2 separate regions of the Homo sapiens genome follow, and region 1 is linked to region 2. A link is a loop called in an ENCODE intact Hi-C map of the cell type or tissue named here. Cell type or tissue: breast epithelium. All regions are shown on one strand. Links, peaks and the distances in the headings refer to the core of each region. The heading gives the core; the rest is flanking DNA. Region 1 overlaps MIGA2 (mitoguardin 2). Region 2 overlaps NUP188 (nucleoporin 188).

Region 1 (6,381 bases), core at 2,488-4,987, 60 kb before region 2:
GTAGCTGGGACTACAGCCACGTACCACCACGCCCGGCTAATTTTTGTATTTTTAGTAGAGACGGGGTTTCACCATGTTAGCCAGGTTGGTCTTGAACTCCTGACCTCAAGTGATCTGCCTGCTTTGGCCTCGCAAAGTGCTGGGATTACAGGTGTGAGTCATGGCGCCTGGCCCAGTTTTTTTGCTTTTTTTTTTTTTTTTTTGAGATGGAGTCTCGCTCTGTTGCCCAGGCTAGAGTGCAGTGGCACGATCTCCACTCACTGCAACCTCTGCCTCCCGGGTTCAAGTGATCCTCCTGTCTCAGCCTCCCAAGTAGCTGGGACTACAGGTATGTGCCACCATGCCCAGCTAATTTTTATATTTTTAGTAGAGATGGGGTTTACACCATATTGGCCAGCTTGGTCTTGAACTCCTGACCTCAGGTGATCTGCCCGCCTTGGCCTCCCAAAGTGCTGGAATTATAGGCATGAGCCACCCTGCCCAGCTCCAGATAAACTTTTAAACATACATACTGAAATCTGCAAGCCATGATCAAAAAGCCAAGTTCTCAGGCTGGGTGTGGTGGCTCACACCTGTAGTCCCAGCACTTTGGGAGGCCAAGGCAGGTGGATCACTTGAGGTGAGGAGTTTGAGACCAGCCTAGCCAACACAGTGAAACCCCATCTCTACTAAAAATACAAAAAAAAAAAAAAAAAGTCAAGTTCTCAGTCTCTTATCATAATAAGATAATAATACATAATACATAAAAATAATACAAAAAAGTTAATAATAACGTTAATATAAGATAGTGAAGAGGCCTAAACATAACCACAGACAAAGAAACTGAGGCTAAGAGAAGTTAAGCGACTTGTTCAGGGTGGCAGAACTTGGAGTCTGGGCCTGTCTGTCCCCACAGCCTGGGTACCTGACCTCTCCTACAGAGGAGCTGTGTCCAGACACTGCGCTTAGGACCAGTGCCCCCTGTGTGGCTGTGGCTGTACCCGCTGAGAATTTACTTTTGTTTTCATATGGAATGCTTAGTAAATCTGCATGTTATCCTTATGCCGGGACCACGTTCATCTTCTCTGTATCATTCCAATTTTTTTTTCAGTGTATGTGCTGTAGAAGCATACACTCTCTCAGAATTTAGAACTGGTAGTAACTATTGTTCTTTATTAATTATGTTCATTTGTTACTGTCATTATTGGTATCAGACCTGCCAGTATGGGTCCATCCAGGCCCTCTGCAGCTGGGGGAGGAGCTGTCACCAGCTCACCACGGCCCTCAGGCAGCCTGGACTCACTCAGGCTAAGTCCTCGCCAAGCACCGCTGGCTTCTCCGCCTCCCGCAAGGGCCAGAATCACCCATCGCCTCCTGCTCCCTCCCTCCCTCCCTCCACACCTGCTCACCTGAGGGTCCGGCAAGGCACTCTCCCCTCCTTCACCAGCTGCAGGGCCTCCTCATAGGCAGCGGCGGGTCTGGAGAGTGGGATCGGGTAATCTCCAGTCTGCAGGGACTCAAAGAGCTGGGAGAGGGTGCAGAGGAAGAGACCAGGGAAGCCCATGTGAGCAGCACGCCACGGCGCAAGGGCACCTGCCCATTGGTCGGCCACAGCGGCCACCCCAGGTGCCTGCCCACTGCCAACGTCTCTGAGGGGATGTCAGAGGGAACACTGGCCAGGAGGCTCCAGTTCGAGCCCAGTTCTGGCCCTCAGCATCCCCATCTCCAGGGGTCCCTCCCAAAAAGGCCATCTAAAGGACACATGTGCATGTCCTCCCATCCCAAGGAAGGACACAGTGCCTGATCCATGTGCCCATGGCAGGAGACTGAGGCCAAACAATGGGCACAGCGGTCTGGAGAAGGGAAAGGCCAGCACGGGCTGGAGCCCTTCGGGGTGGAACCCCTGCTCTCACCCACAGGACAACAGCCCCCGATTTCTCAGCACCCCCCATCCCCAACAGCTTCGAGGAGGCCCGTGGGAGCATCCAAATTCTCCCATCAGAGGAAATGCCTCCACTTTCCCATGACCCAGTGCTGGCCCCATGGACCTGCAGAGGAGGCCCAGCCTTCACCCCACCCCAGGCTTGGTCCCCACCCCGAGTCACCTCGGTGGCGGAGAAGAAGGAATCCTCTGAAGTCAGGCTGTCCTCATCGTCCGCCCGCAGCCGCAGCGAGCCCTCGGTCAGGGGCAGCATGAGGGTCCTCTCTGGGAAGAGCAGTGAGAGAAAGCGGGGCTGAGACTCCCCACACAGTGCTCAGCTGGAATCCCGGTACACGAAGTCCCCCATCAGGCCCAGGGGAGGCTTCATCCCGAGCCTGTGATTCCCACACTCAATGGCAAAGCTCTGACGTGCCAAGCGCTTCTGTGTGAGGACGCTGGACTCCTCGCCTCAGTGAGTGACCTCCTTCAACACCCACGACATCCTCGGAGGTCGTCAGCCTCAGGTGTGAGCCCTCGGCTGGTGAGCGGCTCTGCCAGGCTCACAGGTTGCACCGCTGGACCTGAGGCCTGAAGGCCCAAGCTCTGCAGGGGGAGGACCTTGAACTGTGTGGCCCCGGGGAAATCGCCTCTCTCCTCTGACAAGCTGAAACTCAGCCATTGATACCAAGGGCTCGAAAGAGTCCACAGCCACTAACCTGGAGTTCCCCTCCGTGCTCGCCCAAGGGCTGAGGGGTGTGGACCTCCAAGGGTGCTCAGGAAAGGATTGTCGAGCAAATAAGCAAAGGCCACAGACCTGCGGCGGGCCACCCTAAAGGTCCCCCAGCCCTTTCTGCCATGTAGGGAGGCCAGAGGAGGCAGATTCCTCCAACAGAGAAACCACACCCAGAGCACGTGGGGAGAAGCCAGGGCAGGGTGCGTGGCTCGGCCGACCCACTCCGGTTCTGTGTCTCCACTGGCAGAGCCAGGCAGCTGGACCCTCAGGAGTCTGAGGGTCCCACAGGGTTGAGTGCACAGGGAGGGGCCAGGGTGTCATTCACTGCAGGGGTCCGAAGAGGACAGTGGCTGTTTGGCAGAATAACTTGGTTCCCCCTCAGTATGTCACATCATTTCACCTCAGCGCACCCAACAACAGGAACTTCTGTTCTTGGCCTTTGGCCTGCTCTGAGTGAACCTCCCGTGAGTCACTCCATCCACCCACCCAGTTTGAGCCACAGGAAAGGACTCGAAGCGAAGGCCTGGGAGAGCCATCAGGGAGATGCTGCCACACGAACCCCAAGGCTGCACCCAAGAGGATGGAGCCAGGTGCACTTGCTGGGGATTCTGGGCCTCACCTCAGCTCTGCTCCAGCCTGCCATGGAGAAGGGAACACCTCAGTTTCCCCATCTGTGCCATAAGGTGCTGGATCACGCGAGGTCGGAGAGCCCTGGGGATTCTGATTCATTGGACGCACTGAGAGAACCACGACCCGGTTCTCGCAACTTCTCCTCACCTCCATCCCTGCCACCCTCCACGCCCACCCCACCTGCACTGGGCCCAGCTCACCGAGGTCTAGCAGCATGCTGTCTGCGGGGAAGGTGGAGCCGAACTCCTCCTGCAGGTGGTAGGCACGGTGCAGCAGGGACTCCAGCTTCTCTGCAAACTCCTTCCGCTGTGACTCTGGCTGCCATAAAAACAAGGACCCTCAACCCAGACCCTCAAAGCTCCCGATGAAAATGGCCCCTTCCCTCACCCCCAGGTCCCTGGGGAAAGGGGAGGAGCTCTAGGACCCAGCAGCTAAGCACATAAACTCCAAAACTTCACTGCTCGATAGAGGAGCCACCAGCCACTTCTGGCAGCTGAGCACTGGAAACCTGGACAGTCCCAGAGTGTAAACACACACCAGATTTCAAACACGGCACCAAAAAGCATAGACTGTCTCAGGAATCTTTTCTGTTGATTACATGCTGAAATGATCACATACTGGACATACCAGGTTACATGAAGTACAGCTGACCCTTGAAAACTGTGGACTTAGGTTGCCAGGCACAGTGGCTCACGCCTGTAATCCCAGCATTTTGGGTGGCCGAGGTGGGCAGATCACAAGGTCAGGAGTTCGAGACCAGCCTGACCAACATGATGAAACCATATCTCTACTAAAAATACAAAAATTAGCCGGGTGTGGTGGCGGGTGTCTATAGTCCCAGCTACTCAGGAGGCTGAGGCAGGAGAATTGCTTGAACCTGGGAGGCAGAGGTTGCAGTGAGCCAAGATCGCGCCATTGCACTCTAGCCTGGGCGACAGAACAGGACTCCGTCTCAAAAAAAAAAAAAAAAAAAAAGAAAGAAAGAAAATTGTGGACTTATGGTAACTGACTCACCCCTGTGCCCACATAGTTGAAAATCTACATAAAAAACTTTTTTTTTTTTTTTTTTGAGACAAGGTCTCGTTCTGTCACCCAGCCCGCAGTGCAGTGGCGCAATCACATCTAACCACAATCTCAACCTCCTGAGTTCAAGTGATCCTTCCGTCTCTGCTTCCCTAGTAGCTAGGACACTACAGGCATACATCACCATACCTGGCTAACTTCTGTATATATCTTTGGTAGATACAGGGTTTTGCCACATTGCCCAGGCTGGTTTCAAACGTATGGGTTCATGCAATCCTCCTGCCTCAGCCTCCCAAAGTGCTAGGATTAGAGGTGTGAGCCACCGTGCCCAGCCCACATATAACTTTTGACTCCTCTAAAAGTAGGGGGAGTTATTAGTAGGTTATTAACTACTAATAACCTATTGTTGACCAGAAGTCTTAATAAGAATGTAGTCGATTAACACATATTTTGTATGTTCTATGTATTATATTCTGTATCCTTATACCAAACTAAGCCAGAGAAAAGAAAATGTTATTAAAGAAATCATAAAGAAGAAAAATGGACCGGGTGAGGTGGCTCACACCTATAATCCCAGCACTTTGGAAGGCAGAGGCAGGAGGATCCCTTGAGCCCAGAAGTTTGAGACCAGCCTAGGCAACATGGAAAGACCCTATCTCTACAAAAAATACAAAAATTAGGTGGGCGTGGTGGCGTGTGCCTGTAGTCCCAGCTACTCAGGAGGCTGAGGTAGGAGGATCATGTGAGCCCAGGGAGGTTGAGGTTGCAGTGAGCCATAATGGTGCCACTGCACTCCAGCCTTGGTGACAGAGCGAGACTCTGTCTCAAAATAAATAAATAAATGAAAGGAAATCATTGGGCCAGGCACAATGGCTCACACCAGTAATCCCAGCACTTTGGGAGTCCAAGTCAGGGGGATCACGAGGTCAGGAGATCGAGACCATCCTGGCTGACATGGTGAAACCCCGTCTACTAAAAATACAAAAAATCAGCCGGGCATGGTGGCGGGCGCCTGTAGTCCCAGCTACTTGGGAGGCTGAGACAGGAGGATGGCATGAACCCGGGAGGGGGAGCTTGCAGTGAGCCGAGATCGAGAGCCACTGCACTCCAGCCTGGGCAACAGAGCGAGACTCCATCTCAACAACAACAACAACAAAATTTATATATATAAAATACACATATATATTTAATTTTAAAAAAGAAAATCATTGAGGAGAAAGGATATCTGCCTGAATAGGTTTCTAATGCAAATGAAAGTGCCCTATTCTGGAAAAAAAATGCCACAAAGGACATTTATTAGTATGGAAGAGAAGTGAGCACTAGATTTAAGGCAGGAAGGTATAGACTAACTCTACTGTTTTTTGCAAATGCAGTCAGGATTTTCATCAGGACTGTCCTTTCTTTTTTTCTTTTTTGAGATGGGGTCTCGTTCTGTTGCCCAGGCTGGAATGCAGTGGCATGATCTCGGTTCACTGCAACTTCCAACTCCCAGGTTCAAGCAATTCTCCCACCTCACCCTCCTGAGTACTTGGGACCATAGGCACGTACCGCCACACCCGGCTAATTTTTGTATTTTTAGTAAAGGTGGGGTTTCACCATGTTGCCCAGGCTGGTTTTGAACTCCTGAGCTCAGCTGGGTGCAGTGGCTCATGCCTGTAATCCCAGCACTTTGGGGGGCGAGGCGGGCAGATCACTTGAGGTCAGGAGTTCGAGACCAGCCTGGTCTACTTGGTGAAAACCCGTCTCTACTAAAAACACAAAAATTAGCTGGGCTTGGTGGTGTGCGCCTGTAATTCCAGCGACTTGGGAGACTGAGGCAGGAGAATCGCTTGAACCCAGGAAGTGGAGGTAGCAGTGAGCCGAGATTGTGCCACTGCACTTCAGCCTGGGCAACAGAGCAGGAGTCCGTCTTAAAAAAAAAAAAAAAAGTCATTATTACAGTATTTATTCTAAAAGCTACCCTTACTGGTGGCCACCATGGGCCAGTCTTCTGTGACGTGCATTGCCTACTGTAGTTCTTTAAGTTATCCCTGAGATCTTAGGAGAAAGACACTCTTATTTCCCTTGACAGACAGAGAAACTAAGACAAGGCTCG
Region 2 (5,829 bases), core at 1-2,500:
AATGGGCTGCTTCTGCTTTTCTGCAGTGTCTGATCTATTAACCTTTCCCACCAGGCCGTGAACTCCAGAAGTGCAGCGACTATCTGTCTTGATCACTACTTATCCCCAGAGTCAGGCACAGAGCTGGCGGGCAGTGGAAAGGACGGATGGCCTTCTAGGGCACTGTCTCACCCCATCACGCTGGTCCCTGTGCCGGGACCGAGAACAGTCGTCAGTCTCCATGCTGTCCTTGTCCTCTGTGGCACTGCCTAATGCCAGACTGTGGCGGGTCTGGTCGAAGAGTGCAATCACTTCCTCTTGGAGGGTCTCACAGACATTCAGCACCAGCTGGGAGTACTGGGGGATGTCACTTACTGTAGAATAGACAGGGAGGGACACTGTCATGCTCACCAGGCCAACTCTCACTGTACACCAAGGTTTCCTTCCTAGGAAGGGGCTGGAGATGTACTAGGGCGCTAGGAGGGACAGCATCTGTCCAGTGGGAGAGGAGGGAGAGACACATGAGGGAAAAAAATAGCTTTCTTGGGGTAAGAATTCCATGACTGGAAACTCAAAAGTCCCAGAAGAAATGTGTGGCCCTAAGCTGAAGGAAGCCCTGCCTGGCTGTCAGCAGGAGTGGGCAGACTGCAGCTGCTGCTCCCCCTGCCTCTGCCCCTCACCTTTCATCTCCTTCATTTGCAACACTGTGATGAATGCTGAGAACACCTTGGCCTTGGTCTTCTCCATGAGTTGCTGGTCGGCCTGCAGCACTCCCTCCAGGATCTCCGTCAAGGGTCCAAGGATTTCATCCACAGAACCTAACTCTCTAGAAAGAATACTGGGTGGGCCAGGCGTGGTGGCTCATGCCTGTAATCCTAGCACTTTGGGAGGCCAAGGCGGGTGGATCACCTGAGGTCAGGAGTTCGAGACCAGCCTGGCCAACATGGTGAAACCCTGTCTCTACTAAAAATACAAAAATTAGGCATGGTAGCGCGCACCCGTAATCCCAGCTACTAGGGAGGTTGAGGCACGAGAATCACTTGAACCTGGGAGGTGGAGGTTGCAGTGAGCCGAGATCGCGCCACTGCACTCCAGCCTGGGCGACAGAGTGAGACTCCGTCTCAAAAAAAAAAAAAAAAAAGAATACGGGGTGGGGAGTGAGACAAAATACCTCATAAAAGGCCACACACTGCCCCTGCTCCATCTCAGGATATCCACCAGTCTGCCTCACCCTCCTATCTGCTATGTCACTCCCATTCCTCAAGATGGAAAACCAGCCCAGCTTCCACCCACTATTTCTCCCTTTCAGGAAGGCAAGCAGGCACTGACAAGAAGGCTCTGGCCTCGGGCTTGCCTCTCCTGGCACAGCCTCACCTCTTCCACTGCCGGAGGAGGATAAGCAGCAGAGTGCACTTCATGGAGCCAAGGCGAAGGCAGTTCACTGAGGCTGGAACTAGGAGCTGAAAGGAGACAGCACACCAGTCAGAAGTCAGTGGAAAGATTCGCATGCCATCCACAGGGCACCTCCGGCCTCATTGCCTTTCTTCCCCAGCAGTGAGCTCACAGGAGTGGAGTGGAGGGGGAGAAGCCAGGGTTGGCATGGCAGCAGCAGAGCTCTGCTGACCCACTACAGTCTCAGGCCTCCCAGGCCAACGTGAGCCCTGTGACCTGACTATTTGTGCGGCTGGCTGGCAGACTCATGACCTCTGCTATTTGACTTCAAAGACAACCTCCCTGGGAGAAATGTAAAATCTCCCAGACACACTTACTAATGCTTTGGTTCCATCAAGCACGTCAAGAAAGAGCTGGCGACGCACCACAGAGTCAGTCAGGTGCATTATATCTGCCTGCAAAGGAACAGAAAAAGGTTTCAGCTGGGAAAATTTTCCAGATTTTAGAGGCCAAGAAACATGGGGTCCTCTGCTAGGCAATTAGTCATTGGTAAAACAGTCTCCCTGATTTAAAATAGGGCTTATATAGGCCGGGCGTGGTGGCTCATGCCTGTAATCCTAACACTTTGGGAGGCTGAGGTGGGCGGATCACGAGGTCAGGAGATCAAGACCATCCTGGCCAACACGGTGGAACCCTGTCTCTACTAAAAATACAAAAATTAGCCAGGCATGGTGGCGCGCACCTGTAGTCCCAGCTACTCGGGAGGCTGAGGCAGGAGAATTGCTTGAACCCAGGAAGCGGAGGCTGCAGTGAGCCGAGATCGCACCACTGCACTCCAGCCTGGCGACAGAGAGAGACTCCGTCTTAAATAAATAAATAAAATAAAATAGGGCTTATAGTCTGGGCAACATGATGAGACCCTATCTCAACAACAACAAAAAATGTTTAATTAGCTGGGTATGGTGGTGCATGCCTGTAGTCCTAGTTACTTGGGAGGCTGAGGTGGGAAGATCACGTGAGCCCTGGAGGTTGAGGCTGCAGTGAGCCATGATTGCACCACTGCACTCCAACCTGATCAACATAGTGAGATCCTGTTCCCTAAAAAATAAAGTAAAATAGGGCTTGAAGGCCCTGCTGTTCTTCTGTCAACCCTTAGATATGGTCAGAATCAAGCCCAGGTTCACCTCCTCTTTGAGACTCTGTCCTCCCTCTGCTTAGAATCCTTGAAAGGCTTCCCAGTGCCCGGGAAACGCAAACCAAGCTCTTCAACATGGTCCAAAGACCCCACAGGATCTGGTCCAACTGATGTAGTATCAGTCCCATCTGTGCTCACTCTAGTCCAACCCTGCTTGCCTCTTTCATGAACATATCAAGCTCTTTTCCACTGCTGGAACTTTGCACTTGCAAGTCCATCTGCCTAGACTTCTCTCCTCCACGGGCTCCACCTGGAAGGCTTCTTCACACATTCAGCTCTCAGCTGGGACATCACCACTCAGAGAAGGCCACCCTGACTACTTCTATCTCATGTGTTCATTACCACAGCACTTTAATTATTTCCTTCACAGCAAATTATCACTATCTGAAACCATATTTTTTATTGCTAAATTTGTTTATAATTTACCTCCTCCATCATAGGGCACTCTCTATGCGATCAAAGATCTTATCTGCCTTATTCACTGCTGCATCTCAATGCCTGGAAGCGTTCCACTAATGCCATTAAGAGAATGAATGGGTGACCAACATCCTGGACTTAGGTTTCTTTCTCTTTTTTTTTCTTTTCTTTTGTATAGGTAGACAGGTGAGACAGAGAGCCAGATAGGTTTCCTTTGGGGAAAGAGGATGGTGGGATTTTCAGAGCTACAATTCAAGAACTGCTGCCTAACTAGGGCCTAAAAGGCAGGTGACATAAAGGTTATACCCTGGGGAATCAACCATTCTCAAAGACAGGTGAGCCTTTAAGTGTGTTTGGAGCCTTAGGGGTCCAAAACCACCATGCCACAGCAAGAGTAGCCACAAACCTGCCCCTCCTAGGCTCAAAGCTCCAAGCATGTGGGCAGTCTGGCACTAGGCAACAAATTTCACAGATGTAGGAGGTGCTTGGAAAAAGGAGGCATCTATCAAGCTGAAGTTGTTCATGAAGTCAAAAGATTAATCTGGGCCAAGCGTGGTGGCTCACACCTGTAATCCCAGCACTTTGGGAGGCCGAGGTGGGTGGATCACCTGAGGTCAGGAGTTCGAGACCAGCCTGACCAACAAGGTGAAACCCCATCTCTACGAAAAATACAAAAATTAGCTGGGCGTGGTGGCAGGCACCTATAATCCCAGCTACCTGGGAGGCTGAGACAGGAGAATTCCTTGAACCCGGAAGGCGGAGGTTGCAGTAAGCCAAGATCGCACCACTGCATTCCAGCCTGGGTGACGGAGCAAGACTCCGTCTCAAGAAAAAAAAAAAAAAATTAATCTGGATACCCCAAGAAAGAACACTTCAATACCAAGTCCTTATGATACAGCGTGACGGAGTCAAACCACAAAAAAGCCAAGAACAATGCATTTCTTCCAGATGTTATCTCTCTCTCTCAAAACCAACTCCCAGTAGACAGAGTACAGAGACAATGGCCTCTGTTCTTTTTCTAAGACCAGGAAATGCAGTTTCTAGAACCAATGACAAACTGCTTTTTAGAGAGGGTGCTGCTGCAGCTGTCACAGCTCCCTGCTGACTAGTCAACAAGTATTTATTGACCTAGCATCTACAAGGTACACAGCACGAGAAGACAGTTATGCCTTTGCACAAGAGGCAGATGCAGCCAGGGAGCAGCTAAGACCCAGCCAAGGCCTAAGGGAGGTACAGGAGGCTTTAGGAACTCTGAAAGGATTTCAAATCACTTCTCTGCATTCCTCTTAATGGTCTCCTGGACCCAACACCCTCAAATACCCCACAGTCCCAATCTCTCAGCATAGAACCTATTACAGTTTAGCTCTCAGGGATAAACCCTGATTAATTCTTCCGCACAAGGAGCTGTATCTGCTAGGCTCATGTCAACACATCATTGCTAAGGTACCAAAGTGAAAACTCTCCCCAAAAGGGTCTTACATGAGTGGTGGCAATGATGAGAAGCATCCTCCAGGCGGACACCAGCATCTGGTACTCTAACAAGGAGGTGCAGCTGCTGCCTTCTGTTTCGGCCACGTGAACTGCCAATGACTTGACATACCCTGACCAGTAGGCAAAGCGTTTCTCGATGGAAAATTTCTTCAGTGTATCCTTTAATGACTGGTCTAATGAACCCCTACAGTGTCAAGAAAAAACCTCCAGTTAGATTTTGAAAGCAGATGGGAATATAATGGGTACAGACCCTTGTTGAGGCAGAGAAAACGACCTTGCATGGGCTTAAAGGCAGACGGCTCCAGGACACCTCCAACGTGTGGGTTAGGCTGAGGCCTTTCCAGGATTCCTCCTCCATAAAATCCCAGTTGCATGGAGTTTGCTTCACAATAACTCTTTCTGACAATCATAAATGCCATCGGTGGATTGGCCAGGAACACAGCTCACTGGCCTTCCATGAATGGTTCCAAACCAGTTCTCTCCTCTGCCTTGGCTCTTCCAGCCATGCACCCAGTGGTAGGCCACCAACTCCCACTCCCCCAACCTTCAGTTAAAATCTCAAGAGGGGAAAGTACTCACTTTACTACATAGTATATCTCCAAGCAAATTATCTTCATGATTAGGGCACAGGTTTCCAGGATGCTGGGCTGTGGAGATAGCAGAACAGGCAATTATCACATCTCTGATCACTGATCTCCCCCAGTATATCAAACAGGGAACAGAGCAGGGGCCCAACACTTGCAGAACAAGTTAGCACAACCCCTGTTGAATGTGAATGTCCTGACTTGCAAGAGCAGAGGCGTCAGGTCCACAACGTCTCCAACTGAATGGAGAAGACCACAGAGCCACCAACACACAGTAGCGCAAACCACTTTCCTTCCCAAAGCAAGACATCAAAGGGACAGAAAGCTGGCACTTCCCTGAGAAAGACGTTTCTAGTGAAGGGAACATTCTGTTGTTTAATTAGGGGAGGTATCATTGTCTACGGCCCCATCTCACAGCCCACAGCCTTTCCTCCAAGGGACTTGTAGCCACCATCCTGCCCTCTGCCACAGCTTACCTCTGATGTTTCAGAGGGAGGAGAAAGGGTTCCAAACAGCGGACTGGTTAAATTTTCCCAAAACTTGGGTCTAAAAAGGAAATAAATGTTTGAAATCATAACTTTTTCCCTCTCACAGTCATTTTCTCCTCTCTCAAGCTCCCTTTGGTGGTCACTTCATATTTTACCAGTCTCAATCCTAATATGTGTCTGATAAGTCAGTTGTTCCCGTATAAATGAAAGGTTTCCATAGATAAAATTACATTTTCCTCTCATGAATCACACTTATGCATTATAGAGTTGATCAATAAAAACT

Evidence for each region. A loop is a pair of places that touch in the nucleus more often than their neighbours do. Peaks named below come from ENCODE experiments on the same cell type or tissue, not always from the same donor. Only the 100,000 strongest peaks of a DNase experiment are listed, where the experiment ranks them.
Region 1: it touches region 2 in a loop (13-fold over the local background); 1 of 110 quality-filtered maps calls a loop at or near these places.

The regions. Positions count from the first base shown.
Region 1 is chr9:129,056,354-129,062,734 of GRCh38, reverse strand. MIGA2 (mitoguardin 2) reads right to left here. Exons shown (of 16, transcript NM_001329990.2): 7 at 3,464-3,581; 8 at 2,085-2,185; 9 at 1,389-1,504. It also overlaps the pseudogene LOC124902334. Among named protein-coding and RNA genes, the nearest start is that of DOLPP1, 22 kb to the left of the region's middle. RefSeq lists an enhancer at 2,456-3,655. In breast epithelium, for the core only: no CTCF peak of the experiment used is centred there; no DNase peak of the experiment used is centred there.
Region 2 is chr9:128,994,148-128,999,976 of GRCh38, reverse strand. NUP188 (nucleoporin 188) reads right to left here. Exons shown (of 44, transcript NM_015354.3): 28 at 5,535-5,604; 29 at 5,054-5,121; 30 at 4,463-4,658; 31 at 1,749-1,826; 32 at 1,354-1,439; 33 at 660-805; 34 at 172-353. The region is part of intron 2 of LOC101929314 (a long non-coding RNA gene); the gene reads left to right. Among named protein-coding and RNA genes, the nearest start is that of SH3GLB2, 31 kb to the left of the region's middle. In breast epithelium, for the core only: no CTCF peak of the experiment used is centred there; a DNase peak (open chromatin) is centred at 1,335.